Linked DNA regions of Homo sapiens: regions 1 and 3 are each linked to region 2. Evidence: chromatin contacts called from ENCODE Hi-C or POLR2A ChIA-PET data. All regions are on one chromosome and are shown on one strand. The core of a region is the stretch at or near the end of the contact, and the rest is flanking DNA. Distances in the headings are between cores, read along the strand shown. Region 1 overlaps LOC105377923 (a long non-coding RNA gene). Region 2 overlaps LOC105377921 (a long non-coding RNA gene). Region 3 has its middle 160 kb from the start of LINC02836.

Evidence for each region. A loop is a pair of places that touch in the nucleus more often than their neighbours do. ChIA-PET counts read pairs that join two places held with the same protein, here RNA polymerase II (POLR2A). Pooled maps may share reads with other maps.
Region 1: a loop to region 2 is called in a pooled map, with 2.2 times the contacts of the local background. The contact joins two enhancer-like sites. A Hi-C loop is called at or near these places in 2 of 50 pooled maps. POLR2A ChIA-PET finds 5 or more read pairs at or near these places in 3 of 52 experiments (GM10248, GM12878 and activated CD4-positive, alpha-beta T cell).
Region 3: a pooled map shows a loop between it and region 2 (3-fold over the local background). The contact joins two enhancer-like sites. A Hi-C loop is called at or near these places in 1 of 37 single-sample maps with no recorded cell type and 4 of 50 pooled maps. POLR2A ChIA-PET finds 5 or more read pairs at or near these places in 1 of 52 experiments (activated CD4-positive, alpha-beta T cell).

What each region holds. Positions count from the first base shown.
Region 1 is chr6:105,871,576-105,876,451 of GRCh38, reverse strand. All of the region lies in intron 2 of LOC105377923 (a long non-coding RNA gene), which reads left to right. Among named protein-coding and RNA genes, the nearest start is that of PRDM1, 210 kb to the left of the region's middle. Within about 2 kb of position 3,156, at least 3 of the 41 ENCODE cell types and tissues checked have a DNase peak (open chromatin) inside an H3K27ac peak, as active enhancers do.
Region 2 is chr6:105,457,294-105,461,830 of GRCh38, reverse strand. The region is part of intron 1 of LOC105377921 (a long non-coding RNA gene); the gene reads right to left. Among named protein-coding and RNA genes, the nearest start is that of PREP, 56 kb to the right of the region's middle. RefSeq lists enhancers at 2,285-2,344, 2,355-2,624. Within about 2 kb of position 1,815, at least 5 of the 41 ENCODE cell types and tissues checked have a DNase peak (open chromatin) inside an H3K27ac peak, as active enhancers do.
Region 3 is chr6:105,788,901-105,793,949 of GRCh38, reverse strand. No RefSeq gene overlaps it. Among named protein-coding and RNA genes, the nearest start is that of LINC02836, 160 kb to the right of the region's middle. Within about 2 kb of position 2,154, at least 3 of the 41 ENCODE cell types and tissues checked have a DNase peak (open chromatin) inside an H3K27ac peak, as active enhancers do.

The sequences.
Region 1 (4,876 bases), core at 1,907-4,406, 410 kb before region 2:
TTTTAATCAAAGGAAATCCTGTTTCACCAGCAGCACTGGCAGCCCTGAGACGCACGGTCTCAGGAGTGTTGTGAGGATACAGGCTGTCTTTAATCTCAGAATAAAAATATTTGATGTTTACAAGGTGTATTAGTGTAATTGGAATGTGTCTGCCTGTCTGCCGGCCTTCCTTCCATGGTGGGACCACGTAATTAAAGAGCATTGCGTTCATGTGGCTGCCTGTTTATCCTTTCATAGCCTCTCGGTAAGTAGTCACGGTCAAGACCGTTACCCTGGGCTCTTAGAGAGCTCATCCAGGCAGAGACAGCTGCAGCCAGAACAAAGGGGAGGCTGCACTCTGCTTGCAATCCTTCTGAGGGCTCTAGGGCAAAGTGGGATGAGACAAGTTTAACTTGGTGGATAAGAGACGCCTGGTATCCCAAGAAACTCTCAGTGCATGCATGGGATTATGCCTTGAAAAATGTGTGTAGGTGTATATATTAGGTTGGTGCAAAAGTAATTGCACAGCCTTTGCCATTACTTTGAATGGCAAAACTGCAATTAATTTTGCACCAACCATATATACACACACACACACATATGTGTATATACACCTACACACATTAAGGTCTATCTATCTTTTTTGTTTGTATCTATCTCTATCTATATGTATATCTTTCTCTGTCTTCAAAAAGTGATTTTTTTTTCTTCAAGTAAAAGTCAGAAAAGGAGATACTCACCCTTATCTCTTCGTGTATACCTAATTCCACGTTATGTATTCAAGTTCTATTCCTAATGCCTCAGGACTTTGCTAGTTGGAGCCTTGTGGGTCACATGAGCACTAAGAACTCAGGTTTCCTAAGTGAGATTCTACATTTATTCCTATCTCCTGTAATCTTGGAACTTCTAAGAGAGCCTGGCTGAGAGTAGGTGCTCAATAAGTATGTATTAAATGAATGAATGAATCTCCCTGTAGTGTTCTAATGAGTGAATGAATCTCCCTGTAGAGTCCTCCTCTTGAATTAGTCTGGAAGTCCCCAGGCAGGGTGTCTGCCATGTGCTCAAGTCGGTCTATTAACCACAGCCACCTTGTGACCTCTGGCCCGTTCTGATTCTCCCACCCTGGCTCTTCTTGTTGCTTGAGGGTGTCTGGTGGCTGTGGCTGTTGTTGCCCTCCCTGAGAACCTGACCATCTGGGCTGCATCACCATGCTTGCTGTCCTTCTAGCCCTGGAGCTGTATGGCCTACAGATTCATGGGCCCTCTCAACTCTCACTGATTGCTTCCCTCGTAGAAGCCCAAAAAGTCTGTGGAGCTGGACAAGGAAATGTCTCCACATCTTTCTTCCCCTCCATGCCCTTGATTCTCTCACTCAAGACTGAAGGATTCCTGGCACAAAAATGTCTCTCTTTCTTGAGCTTTAAAGCAAAAATGTCCTTATCTCAGCATTTTTCAACCCTAGTTAGATAAATTATATACCCAGACCTCACCCCTAGATACTTTGATGCAGTGAGTCAGAAGCAGAGTCTGGCATTCGTATTTTTACAAGGCTCGTAGGTGATTCTGGGGTACCGACAATTGAAATTTTGGACAGTCTGCGGTGGAAGTCAAATCTGTGTTGTGAAGCGCACTGTCACAGGTGATCAACTCTTACAAACAGACACCTGGGGACATTGAGTTGGGCTCAGCAATGATACTCTGCTAGAAAATGCAATCTTTAGAAAGGCAAGGATAGGCTAGGCACAGTGGCTCACACCTGTAATCCCAGCACTTTGGGAGGCCAAGGCGGGCAAATCACTTGAGGTTAGAAGTTCAAGACCAGCCTGGCCAACATGGTGAAACCCTGTCTCTACTAAAAATACAAGAAATTAGCCGGGTATGCTGGCACGCACCTGTAATCCCAGCTACTTGGGAGGCTGAGGCAGGAAAATCACTTGAACCCAGGAGGCAGAGGTTGTAATGAGCTGAGATTGCACTACTGCACTCCAGCCTGGGCAACAGAGCAAGACCCTATCTCAAAAAAAAAAAAAAAAAGGAAGGCAAGAATAATTAATATATTTTAATTTGCTTGAACAGCACTATATCTAGATGAAGATATGATTAATTCTTTTTTGTTTGTCATGTTAACCTAAGGGTTGAAATTGCAGCAGAAGTACTGAGCACTGTCACTGGAAGCATTCCAAGAGATGTTGAGTGGTCACCCATAATAGATGCTGCAGAAGGGATATCTGCATATGGCTGCACTGACTCTAAGATATGGTGATTCAGTTCAGTGATATAACACCTATTTACTGAAACCCTGTTGTGTATTTTGGGGCATACAATGAATAATTAGATATGCACTCTGCCCCCAGAGAGCATAGAATCTATTCTCCATTGATTCATTCATTCACTGTGCCAGGCAGTGAGTGGTTAACTCTTTACTGAGTTACTTCCTCAGCGGGAGGCATCTGAACAAGCAAACATACCACTTACCTGAAACAACTGTCAGGTTGGGTAGAGAACGTAAGTGTCTTATGAGAGTTCTAGGTAGAGTGCTCTGGGACTTCAAAGAAAAAAAGTCATGCCTATGTAGTTGGGTTTGCCCTTTAAGACAAAAGTAGTAAAATTCAAATGCTAAATAAAATGCTCAGCTCCACTAATGGAATTTTTGCGCATGAAAAAAAGCAAGCTATAAAGGTTAAGATAACCAGACTGGCTGTATTTCTGTCCCTGCTGCTGTGGGGTTATTAACATCATTCTGTGCGAGTGAGTCCACCGGAGAGATGGGGTAGCAACTCTTTGTTCTTCCTTTTTTGTATCATTTCAGCCCTGAGAACAGCTCTTTACAGATGGTTTATAGAACTGAAATGAATTGAAATAACTTGTCAGCTGGTCTGTACCAACCCTAATAAAAGACTCAGAGGAACAAGCTACTGACAATTAGACAGTGTTTTCTATTTGAGAGTTGTTTCTAACAACCACAAATCTGAAGTGTGTCAAAGGAACAATTTTGTGATTCATTTGGGTAATGCTATCTTTCCTGGAATGAAAGGATTTCTTTTCATATAGAAATTGAAAAAGAAGTATGCCCTTATTTTGAACTTATAGTTGACACAGCTTTGTAAACAAGAACAGTTCCAAGTCGTGGAGATATTTTTCCAGTCTGCCGTCTTGTGATGAAGTATAGTGCAGGAAATAAACAGTCTTAAGAATTGGCCAAAAAAATGTTTCCTTGGGGGCAAATCACCCTTGCCCCAGATACCTACTTATCTCTGCTCACACTTCTTAGGATGCACTTGGATTGGCCACACCCATCCAGTACACATGGAACTTCATTGCTTTTATTGATTGATTGCTGTTTAAAGCTTTATTCCATTATTTCATATATGTATCAGACATGTAGCAAATGTATGTGAAAACAAGGCAGAATATGTTATACCTGTTATTCTAACTCGATTGTAAATGTTTGAGAGCAAGAACATTTCTCTTCAAATTTAGTTGTTTTTTTTTTTTAGGTACTCTTTGTTCCCCACTGTGTAGCACGAAGTCCAGCATCTCACGTTTATTATTTTGGAATAAATATTAATTATTATCTTGAGCAAATGGCTCTTTACAGTATCTGAATGTTCAGTACCATAGTCAGAAAACTCTGAGAACTTACATTTGCAGATGGTATTTGACATAACTGAAAATGTTTAAGAAACAAAAAACAAAAAGCCTCAAATATAAGCAATTGTGGATACTTATGATTCTCTTCTTAGTTATGCTTTTTTCCTTTGCATTTTTTTCCCTAAGGATGTATGATCACCGTTTGTTATTACTATGAGGTTTAGGGCATTATCCATTATTAATTCTTTTGAGATTTACTTGCTGCTTTTTCCTTGAAAGAGAGTTCTGGATTTTTGATACTTCCCTTTAGAAGTGAGGTTTCTTTGAATAATTGGGGCCTTAAGAAAAGTTACAACACACTGTCTTCAATCCATCCACCAGACTTTGCACGCAAACACCCTATTGACGTCAGCAGAACTTGGGTGAAGTTCTTTTTTTTTTTCTTTTTTTTTTTTTGCCTATCACTGGGAACTGGGGAGTGAGGGTGGTAGGGTGACGTGCATGGGACTGGGTCTGGGTGCTAAGAATGAGTTGACTATGATGAAATTTGGAATGCTACAGTTTTCTAATAAAATTGAGTCTTGTGCTGTTTTCCCATTGGATAAGAAAAAAATATAGTCGGAGTGACATTTATTCCAGGAACTTTAAAAAATTTTCCATTATGTTTGATAGACTGTTTTATGAGGACTGGCCAGTGTTAAAAGATTTGGCATTTGATTTTGGAAAAGAATAACTCCGAATTGAATTTATTAGACTCTCTGAGTCTAGTCTATAAGTAGAGACCATGTGCCTTCTTATGAGCTGATGCTTCAACCCAGAAGATGTCACGTTCATAAGCATATGCATTTAAAATTGATGTCCCATGAGTTTCAGAAAAATCTATGGACCCAAACATTTTTGAGATACAAAACAATTCATTATTTGCATTCAGCATTTCCTAATCTTCTACCTTTCTTATTTAGGACTTTAATTCAGTGCTAAAACTTCCTATCCGACTACACTTGAGCAAATATCATCTTTCTTGAACTGTAACTAAAATTGTTCGGCTTGATTAGCAAATTTCTCTGTGTGTCTGTGTACCTAGGCTTGTATAGATATATCAAAGGTTTTAAATCTAGCTGGAGAGATAAGATAAGAACACAAAGCATTTATGAGAACGAATACCCTTTGAGGTGGTTTGAAATCTCAGTTTAATTGCAGTTTACAGACGAGAGGAGTGGTGATTTTCCGTAGAGGAAAGATTCATGGAAGAGATGGGACTTTTAGTGGATTTTAAAGATTTAGCATCATATTTATAAAATATCAAA
Region 2 (4,537 bases), core at 566-3,065:
AAACTAGGTAAGGGGTACACAGGATCTCACTGTATAATTTGTTACAACCGTATGTGAATCTACAGTTATCTCTAAATTAAAACTTTAATTTTGAAAAAGTGAAGCAATTACTTAACCACTGGGGGAAAAATGAAATCATATCCCTATTTCAAACTTGACATCAAAACTAATTCCAGGAGTTTGAAGAGTTGAATATAAAAACAGCTCATATCTACCATATGTTGGGCAATTTCTACGTGCCAAGTATATTCATAGAATGGGAGAGTTCCCCAATCCCCTTGGAGAAATTGCAATAAGGGTGTGGCTCATTTGCTCGGGTCACCATGCACTGAAATGCCTTATGGGAGGGGTAGCATGCAGACGGGCAGGTGCAGGAGTCAGGGCAAGCGTTTTTGGGCTCTGGCCCCATGGTAGCATCTAAGGGTGTGTTACAATTAATATTCTTTTAGCAGTTGCCATCCACGGACAGCTGAGTGTTAAACCAGCTTAGCGGAGGGTCAGGGTGACAGCCTTTTACACCCTGCCCTCTGCCCTCTTGGTACTCGACTCCTTATCCAGCATCCAGAAAGAATCAGGTCACATGGACTTGAAGAATGGTGAATGTGAGGATTTTACTGAGTGATGGGGGTGGCTCTCAGTGGGATGGATGGGGAGCTGGAAAGGGGATGGAGTGGGAAGATAATCCTCCCCTGGAGTTTGGCTGTCCTGTGACCAATCTCCTCTCTGTTCCCAGCCGAACTCCTCTCGACATTCAGACGCTCTTTCTGTTCTTTCCTTCTCTGCTGTGCCACTCTGCCACTGTTTTGCTCCTTTGCTCTTCTGCTTGTGGAGCCTGGGGTTTGGGGTTTATATAGGTACAGGATGGGGGGGTGTGGCAGGCCAAAAGGCAACATTTGGACACAAAAACAGGAATGCCCATTCCCATTTAGGGCCACAGGTTTCCAGGCTTGAGGGTGGTGCCTTTGCCGAGGAACCACCCTCTTCTACCCAGTATTTCCCTGCCTCCTGTCCATGTCATTCATATATATTCTCATGTTATTCTTCCAAGAAATTTGTGATAGAGGTATTATTATCCACATTTTAACAAAGAGGAATATTAGTTCTTTTCCTAAATTTGCACATTAAAAAAGAAAAATCTACACATAAAAGAGAAATAATACACAGCAATGTGTTAACCTTGATTTGGATGAATAAGAGTCTAAGTGTTTTGAGATTTTTCTTCTGTAATTATTTATATGCACTGGGTTTTTCTATAATGAACATGCTTTCTTTTTAAAAAAAATTTTAAGATTATGCGAAAATAAAGGAAGGAATTTTTATCGGGGACAGGAACAAGTCAGTAGGAAGTATGGCTCACACAGCACAACACACAAACCCAGGTTAATATAAACTATGTTCTGATAATTGCATCTAATTACAAGGGAGAGCTAAGCACTAATAATGTTTAAGGTGGACGTTTTTAAAATAACAATTAGCAATTACAAAGGAGAAATTTGGCAACATTTGAGAAATGACTGAATGGAATAAATATAACATTTCTTAAAAGGTGATTTTATAATTACTAATTACTTTTGCTCCAATTTCAATCTACTTGGAAAAAAAAAAAAAGATGGGCAGTCCTGAAGCCACAGGACTGCTGTAGTTGTCCAGGCAAAGAGTAACCAGAACCTGAATTGGGGGATAGGAAGGAAGGGGCAGAGATCAGAAAAGTTAAGAAGGAAGTGAATAAGACTGGTGATTCATTAGCAATAAAGAACAATGGGCAGAGAAAAGCCAGAGTGTGATGTAAGAGACAAAAACAACATTGGCTAGTCTTGGTTTTGCCACAATCCAGTTGTAGATCCTCAGGACAGATATTTAATGCTCTCTTAGCTTTGTTTTCCTCATCCCTACAATGAATGTGTTCCTCTATAACTTCTCAGGTCCCTCCAAGATCTAACGTTTTGAGGCTGAGTGACCAGAATGATGAAGGTAACATGAACAGAAGTCCCACAGAGGAACCTGATCCCAATTTCTGGGATTTAGATGATTCTGTTGAAGCTGTTTGACCTTGGACAAATTACTTAACCCTTCTGTGTGTCCATTTCCATTATAAAATGGTAATAATAATAATAATACTGCCTACCTCGTAGAGTTGTCCTACATAAACCTATAGGGGGGTGCCTAGCATATCATTAAGTCTCAACAGATGTGAACAACCAACAAAAATGCCATCTGTTCTTAAAACTGATCACAACTATGCCTCACGGTTTCATCAGAGAGACTCTCTAGACAACAAAACTTTTGTCATAAAATCCAACTTTTATGACATCCCCTCATATATATTATAGGAGCAGATGTTGGATGTTTATAGAAATGTGACATGTAGGATTTTGAGTAGCTGAGTCACTAGACTTTCAGAGTTGAAGCCTTCAGATACTACGTCCTAGAGTGAGTGCTCGTTGTCACGTCCACTCTTCCTAGCCCAGCACCATCACATCCTAATATTTGTCATAGGTATTACCCCAAAGCAACAGAACATGAAGATCTGAGTCATTATGAAAAAATAAGTGTTGATCCAGCTGCCGTAACTGTCAGAAACAAACCACTCTGAGCACAACGGATGCCAGTGCACCAGATTGTGAGGGTGTGTGACTGACCTCCCAGTCAGTCCTTGGCTCCGTTGCCGTCACTTAAAGGATTTGCAACAAGAACATGGCGATATGGCACATTTATGCACGTATGTGCTTCCCTCCCTGCCCAAGCCTGTTCTCACCTGAATCTCATAATAGGGATGGCAGTTCAAATAACGTCTGCCAACCAAAAAAAAAAAAAATAGTAATTATTTGCCTGGGACTCCAGGAGGAAAACTAAGTACAAGAGTGTCAAACTTCAGGGGAGAGGATACCAGTGAAGAAACATTATTAGAACATATGTCTTGACACTAAAATTATAGGAAACATCTATGCAAAAGATGCAGAGAAATTTTTGCTATTATCATTTAAGATTCCATTGAGTGAATTTTGTAAAACTTGTGATTTCAGAGCCAACTTTCAATTTCAACTCACATAAAGCTGCATGAATCAGGCACTCTCTAGGTCACCATCTAGAACAATGCTAAGGGTACTTTCCAGTGTAAAGTCAGGGTAATTCTCTTCTATCCAGTTCCCTCAACTTCACTTTAATGGCCACCAAAATTGCTGGTATGGAAATTCCTATAATGTAAGGGGAAAATGGCGGTTAAATGATTATTCCTTTGTTTCTCTCTATAGTGGTAAAAATATTTTTGTTTTATCTCTGGCTTAACATTTTTTTCATCTTTGTCAACATTATATACTGACTAGGCAGAATGTTTATATCAAACCTTAGAGTCTCTGGTTTGCAGGTTCATAAATGAAGAAAGTGACTCTGTTTGTTTTTCCTGATCACCTGAACACAAAACAGCCCTATCAGCCTCAGGAGCTAAAACCCAACTATCATGAGCTCATCCCTTACACCTTGAACATTTGATCTTGTAACACATTGCAAGTTCTCATCATCTATCCTTTTGTCTACAGGCATTAGTAGAGATGATCTGTAGTTTTGGTTTTTTCCTTTTTTTTTTTTTTTTCTGCTGACAAAGCTGTGGAGAGGAGGGTGGGTGTTGAAGAAGCTGCTGAAGAAGCACTAGCAGTTTGTCCTTAAACTCAAAAATTTCAGTGGTGCCTACAGCTCTTCCAGTAATTTTTAAAGGGCCTATTTCCCTGAGTTAAATCCTTTTCTTCTTCAAATACCTGGAGGTATTTCTATTTCCAGTTCTGAACATAGACTGATAGTTAATACCATTGGTCTAGGACAATGACCCTTAGGGATGGTCCCGACACACCATTTACAAAGCGAATTGGTTTTTCTGAGGTATAAAAATACACATTGAAATTGGTTTTCTGGCTACCTTACTTTTACTAAGCTGAGTTCTTTTTATTGGTGTTTTTGTTATTCCTGCTCTCCTAATTATTGAAAAATCAGTGAATAAACATAAACAGCACAGCCAGGAATTCTTGGCTCATGCAAAGGGATTTTTCTTAATGCTCATTTTATCATCTACTAAATAATTGAAGGGATGATGATATTCATGAATCTTGGTGGGATCGTGGAAGCATTTGAATGAGAGCTATAAAACTAGTGATAAAATGTTTACTGATGGTATATAATTTGCCTAGACTTTACAGAACACCGCAAGTTGTCACTTTTCTATTATCACGACAGTTTCAAAAATAGGAAAATTGAAACTCAGAAAATTTTGGTCAAGGAAAACGGCAAGCAGCTAAACAAAAACTCAAACCTCGGATATTTGGTTCCAAACACCATGCCCTACTTTCTACCCCATACTACTCCTCTGTACATTAGAGATCAGTACATTAGAGATCAGACCTAAACATTTTAGGCAGTATTTATAGTGTACACACACACACACACACACACACACACACACACGTATGTATGTTTGTATATGTATCAAGAGGCACAAAACTCTTTTTTATCACTATTTTTCTTGATTTAAGAGGCACAAAACTCAACC
Region 3 (5,049 bases), core at 905-3,404, 330 kb before region 2:
GGTGTGAGCCACCGTGTCTGGCCCTCAAAGGTGGTTTCTGTAAGGTAATTAAATCAAATCCAACTGAGTCATTTTCTGGTTTTCAAAAGCCATGAATGGCAGAGCAAAGCTTTTCAGAGACCTCTGGAGTAACAAGGGCACATTTGTCACACCCAACCAGTTTCCTGGTTGAAATGGAGACAATTATTGGGTGTTCATATTATAGTCAGCAATAGAGTGATATATTGACCACTGATAATATCACTTGACCTTCCCATTTCTGAGAAGTGCCTGGTCTGCCGTGTATAGCAAACTGCACTTACATAGAGGAGGCTAGGTGGTAGGAAAACATTTTCCCGATGCATTGGTCCTGAACAGTAAGCAATGCAGGTGATATTGATATTGCTGAGTTTAGAAGACTCTGTAGGCATTGATCTTCCCATCTGAAAAATGGGGAGGCAAGGGAAGATGATCTCCAAGTCCCTCCTAGGGTAAACAGGATTCTCTGAATTAGTGACAATCTTTTGGATTAAGTGGAAATGAACTCTGTGTCGATCTTTTGTTAGCAACTTGCCAAATGACCTATCTGGGCAAATGACTTCCTCATCTGGGCATTGGGCTTGTGTGTCGACTTCCTGCCCTCTGGTGTACATTCTTCTCCCTTCACTGGAGACTCTAGACTGTCAGAATGCCTGGGGGAGGGACTGGAAGCATCCGTGGGGCACCAATAGGTGTCTGCTGTTGCTACAGTGCAAAAGAACATTTCAGGGCAGGGTTAGCTGGATTTGTCCGTATTGCAGATGAGAGGGAGTTTTTAGGACCCAGTTCCAGCAATTTTTCCTCCTCTGCACAGGTGCCATGCATCACCTTTTCCTCCAATCTAGTCTGAACTAGATTCAAACTTCCCTTCACTCTCAAAGGGTTTCTCATGTCAGTGAAATTGCTGCTTCTGGGTGCAAGTTTCCTGTGCCTCCTACAGGTAACAGTCGACTGATGGTTTGAATCCAAGGGTCTCCCACTGACATGACTGCAGGGGTCAGGCAGTGTGTAGTCATTTCAGCGTGAGACTCTTGGATCCTTGGATCCTTTTGATTTACAACAAAGAAAAATGGGGCACCAACAGGCTGTTCCTATAAGGCATATGTGTTAACTGGTGGGGCAAGGAGGACTCTGTCCTCCTTTAGCATTTCTCCCTTTTGCACCCATTAAATAAGAGGAGAAAATGTGGCTGCCTGTTGGCTGAATATGACCTGTTGATATGTTTTATTTTGTCTACTTCCAGTTTAAAACAAACTCATATTTAAAAACTAAGAACATAACTTTGATTTAGTTGGCAACACATGTAAAGTCAAGATCTTAAATAAAAATTTAGATTTCCAGTTTTTCATGAAAATTTCTAGCCACACTGGGATCTCTATTTCTATAAGGTCACACCTAGCTGAAGCTCAGAGGTCGTTGTTCCCATGCAATGGTTCAGGCACTCTCCATGGTGACAGAACCCACCTGGCCCATTTTACTGTTTACTTTTTCTGCCTGGCCCTGGTGGTCATTTCAGTGTGAGACCCTTGGATTCAATTGATCAATTGACTGTCACCTACAGGAAGCACAGGAAGCCTGCCTCCAGAAGTAGCAATTTCACAGACATGAGAAACCCTTTGAGAGTGAAGGTAAGTCTGAAAGCATCGAGAGGGGCAAGGTTCTAGAGGGAGGTTCCATCTCAGGCCTTGGGCATCACACAGGTATTGGGCCAGGGCAGTGGGGCAGGCAGGCACCTGAAATTGAGCCCAACAGCACAAACGGGTGGTGCCCCAGGGAGGAGAACCTGCTTTCCTTCTCTCATGCCTTGGGTCAGCCCTGCGATTGCATCAAAGTCCAGGCCTCAGCATGACCTCCTAATATCAGCAGGGAAGTCTAGTTGGTACGTTCATCAATAAGGTAATATTTAACCTCCTATTTTTAGCTCTATTCATTTTTTTTTAAATTACCCTCAGCCTTCTTAACTATTAGAACCCATGAGTGAAGGATCATGCCCATGACTTCTTAGATTTTCATGCTCCTTATCTTTCACAACAGGGACCTTGGCTTAGCCAATATTTTCATGCCCTAATAACTGTAATCAAAGCTTGGCTTGGTCATATGGTAATAAATAGTTGCCCATCTGGGACAAGGCCCTGTAAAACACAGAACAGGAAATCCCACATCATTTGGAAAGTTGTACTTTTAGTTTCATAACTCAACTTTTGCTTAACAAAGATAGCTGTTATTGAAACTGAGCCTTTACAGCATAAGAAATGTACTTAAATATTTGTGAAAATCATGTCTTCATACAAAGTATTTTCCTATATGTCATCTTTTTAGAGTATCGCCCTGATCTGCTGAGGCAGGCAGAGATGTTATTATTATAAACAATTTATGAAAAAGAAAATTGGGGTTCAGGAAAATTTAAGTGACTTTGCTCATGTCTCACAATTAGGTAAACAGAATCATAACAGGTTCCTGAGGTTTCTGATTCTCCTTCCACAGATCTTTCCAGCCTCCCTCTGCTGCCTGTGTGTCATGGTGTGTGTGTGTGTGTGTGTGTGTGTGCACGTGTGTGTACAACACATACCAACACAGATGGATGCCAGTGCAGAGAGGCAGAGTTGTTGTTTTAATCTAGGAAAAACTTGCAAAGTCTTTTGATTTGGAAAAATAGCATATGTTTGCTTATAAAATATGTATGGTTACTTAAAATTAAAAAGAAGCACTCCATGAAAACTTAGAGAAAAGATTCCATTACATTGAGGGGATTATAGGACAAAAGACTTTATAAGCTTATTTTTCTTTATGGATTCAGGGCCTCTAACAAAATAGTGTTTTGATTAGTTGTTTATAAGAAAATGTCTATAACGTATGATGCTATGCAGGAAATGTTTTCCTTAATTGTTAAATATGTAATGACTATTTTCTATGTATAAAATATGCTAAAGAAAATTCACAAGTTCACAATTCTATTATTCAGCTACTGGTAGCAAATCTGCATCTATTTCCATAAGGCTTCATATTTCACCTAAACAACTCCATCCTCATTTCTTGTTGTTGTTACTTTATCAAAACAAACACAAAACAAATAGAACATACTAGACAGATTAGCAAGATTAGTTGCTTGGATAATGGCTGCCACTAGGAGTGGTATGTTCATCCTACCTCCTCCTTTCTCAAATTGAGATCATGGCTCTGCCTCTTTAACTTTCAAATCTACTCCACGGAGTTTGTTAGCCTTTTCTGCTTTCTGTTTTTTGCTTTGTTTTTGGCCAACTAGCAATGTATTAGAAACATGCTGAAAGCAAACTTGACTGTTCTATAGAATTATTTATACAGTTTTAAATATTTGACCAGTTTAAAATATTTTGAATCTTCAAAATGAAGACTTCTGTAAAACTTTGTGTGGAGATGGAAACTGTAGTGTATGTCTTAGGAAAATATTATTCTCATATAATTCTTATATAAATAATTCATACAAAATAGTATTCTTTATATAACTTATAAAGTAGAGGTGCTCGCTTAGTAGAAAAAATTACTTTGAAATGCCTAACACGTTTGTTTCAAATAATTATTTTGTGAGATTTAAAAAAAATCTAGATGTCATTTTTATGACATCTAGTGACCTTGTTTTAATCAAGTTTTTACAAAATCAAAATGCAATTTTAGAAAAACTGTAAACATCTCAACACTAAACTTGTTATTTTCAGGAAAGTGTGCTCTGTATTTGCTAGCTAAACATTTAGCCTTTTAACACAAAACTGGGGTTGGCTTGATCTGTGTAGGAAGTGACCTTCATTTACTACCCCTCCCTACTGAATTCTAGCTTAGTTTTCAGCTTCAGTGCCAAGTGTTCACAGTGTGAAGTCAGCTACAGAGTGTTAATAGTTCTTTCCTCATCATCAGGAACCAACAGGCTTTATATGATCATTTCTTCAAATTAAGTCTACAAAGAAAACGTTACCAAAATGTCCAGATTTCTTTATCTGCTCGTTTGCACCTCCTCATAGGAATCTTACTAATGCCAGCTTTAGCATTAATCTTTCTATGAGTTTTTTTTAAGTACACTTTAAAAATTCCTGATTCTGTGCATTTGATCATGTTATTTCCCCACTGGAAGGGTCCATTCTAGTTTTATTTTCCTGGTGGAAGCCTTCCCCTGTCTTCAAGCACCACCTCAAATCTCACTTTCTTCATCAAATTTCCCCAGGATAGGTGTTTCCTCTGGACTCCTATACAGTTTATGTCTAAATCATTATTTTGGCATTCAGCATTCATTCATTCATTTATCAGTTTTTAGGACACAAAGGTAAAGTAGGCAAAGATCTTTCAAGAACTTGTAATTTAATAGGGTGATGGCCTATACTTTTATTAATTCATTAAAAAATAAGCTCATTGCATATTAACATTGTTAGCATATTTGAAATGAAAAAATATTTCAGAACCAAAATATGAGTGAGAAGAGTGGCATTCTTTTTTCACTTTTAGTAAATGAAAATAGCCTAATAATTATGGCTTCATAAGAGAAAGCTGGACTCCTGGTCTGCTTCTGCATTCAATGCAATATCACAGATCATGTCACCTCTAGAAAAGTCCACTGTACACTCACGAGAAATGCAAATTAAAAGCAAATAACATAATTATATATCATTAGGTATTATTATAAAAATATTTTTTCCTTACTGGACTCCCTGGGAGTCTCAGTGTCCCCCAGAGGTCTCTGAACCACACTTTAAGAACTGCCAGTTTATGCTATACAGGGCTATTCACCTCTTTTGATGGATATTCTGTATTTGCTCTCTCATTAAATTGCTACCTCCACAAGCACAGGGATTGTGACAGGTGCTCAACAAAATGAATAGCTGCTGCTGCTGCTGATGATGGTGTTTGTGTGTTCACATTTAAAACCATATATATCCACACGTATATACATACCTGTGTATATCTATCTATCCATCTATCAGTTTATCAATCACGAGTGTTTTAGGGAGGTAAAGTTCACGTACTCGTAATACTGTTAAGTATTACTGTTAAGCTGTAGCTGGCTGT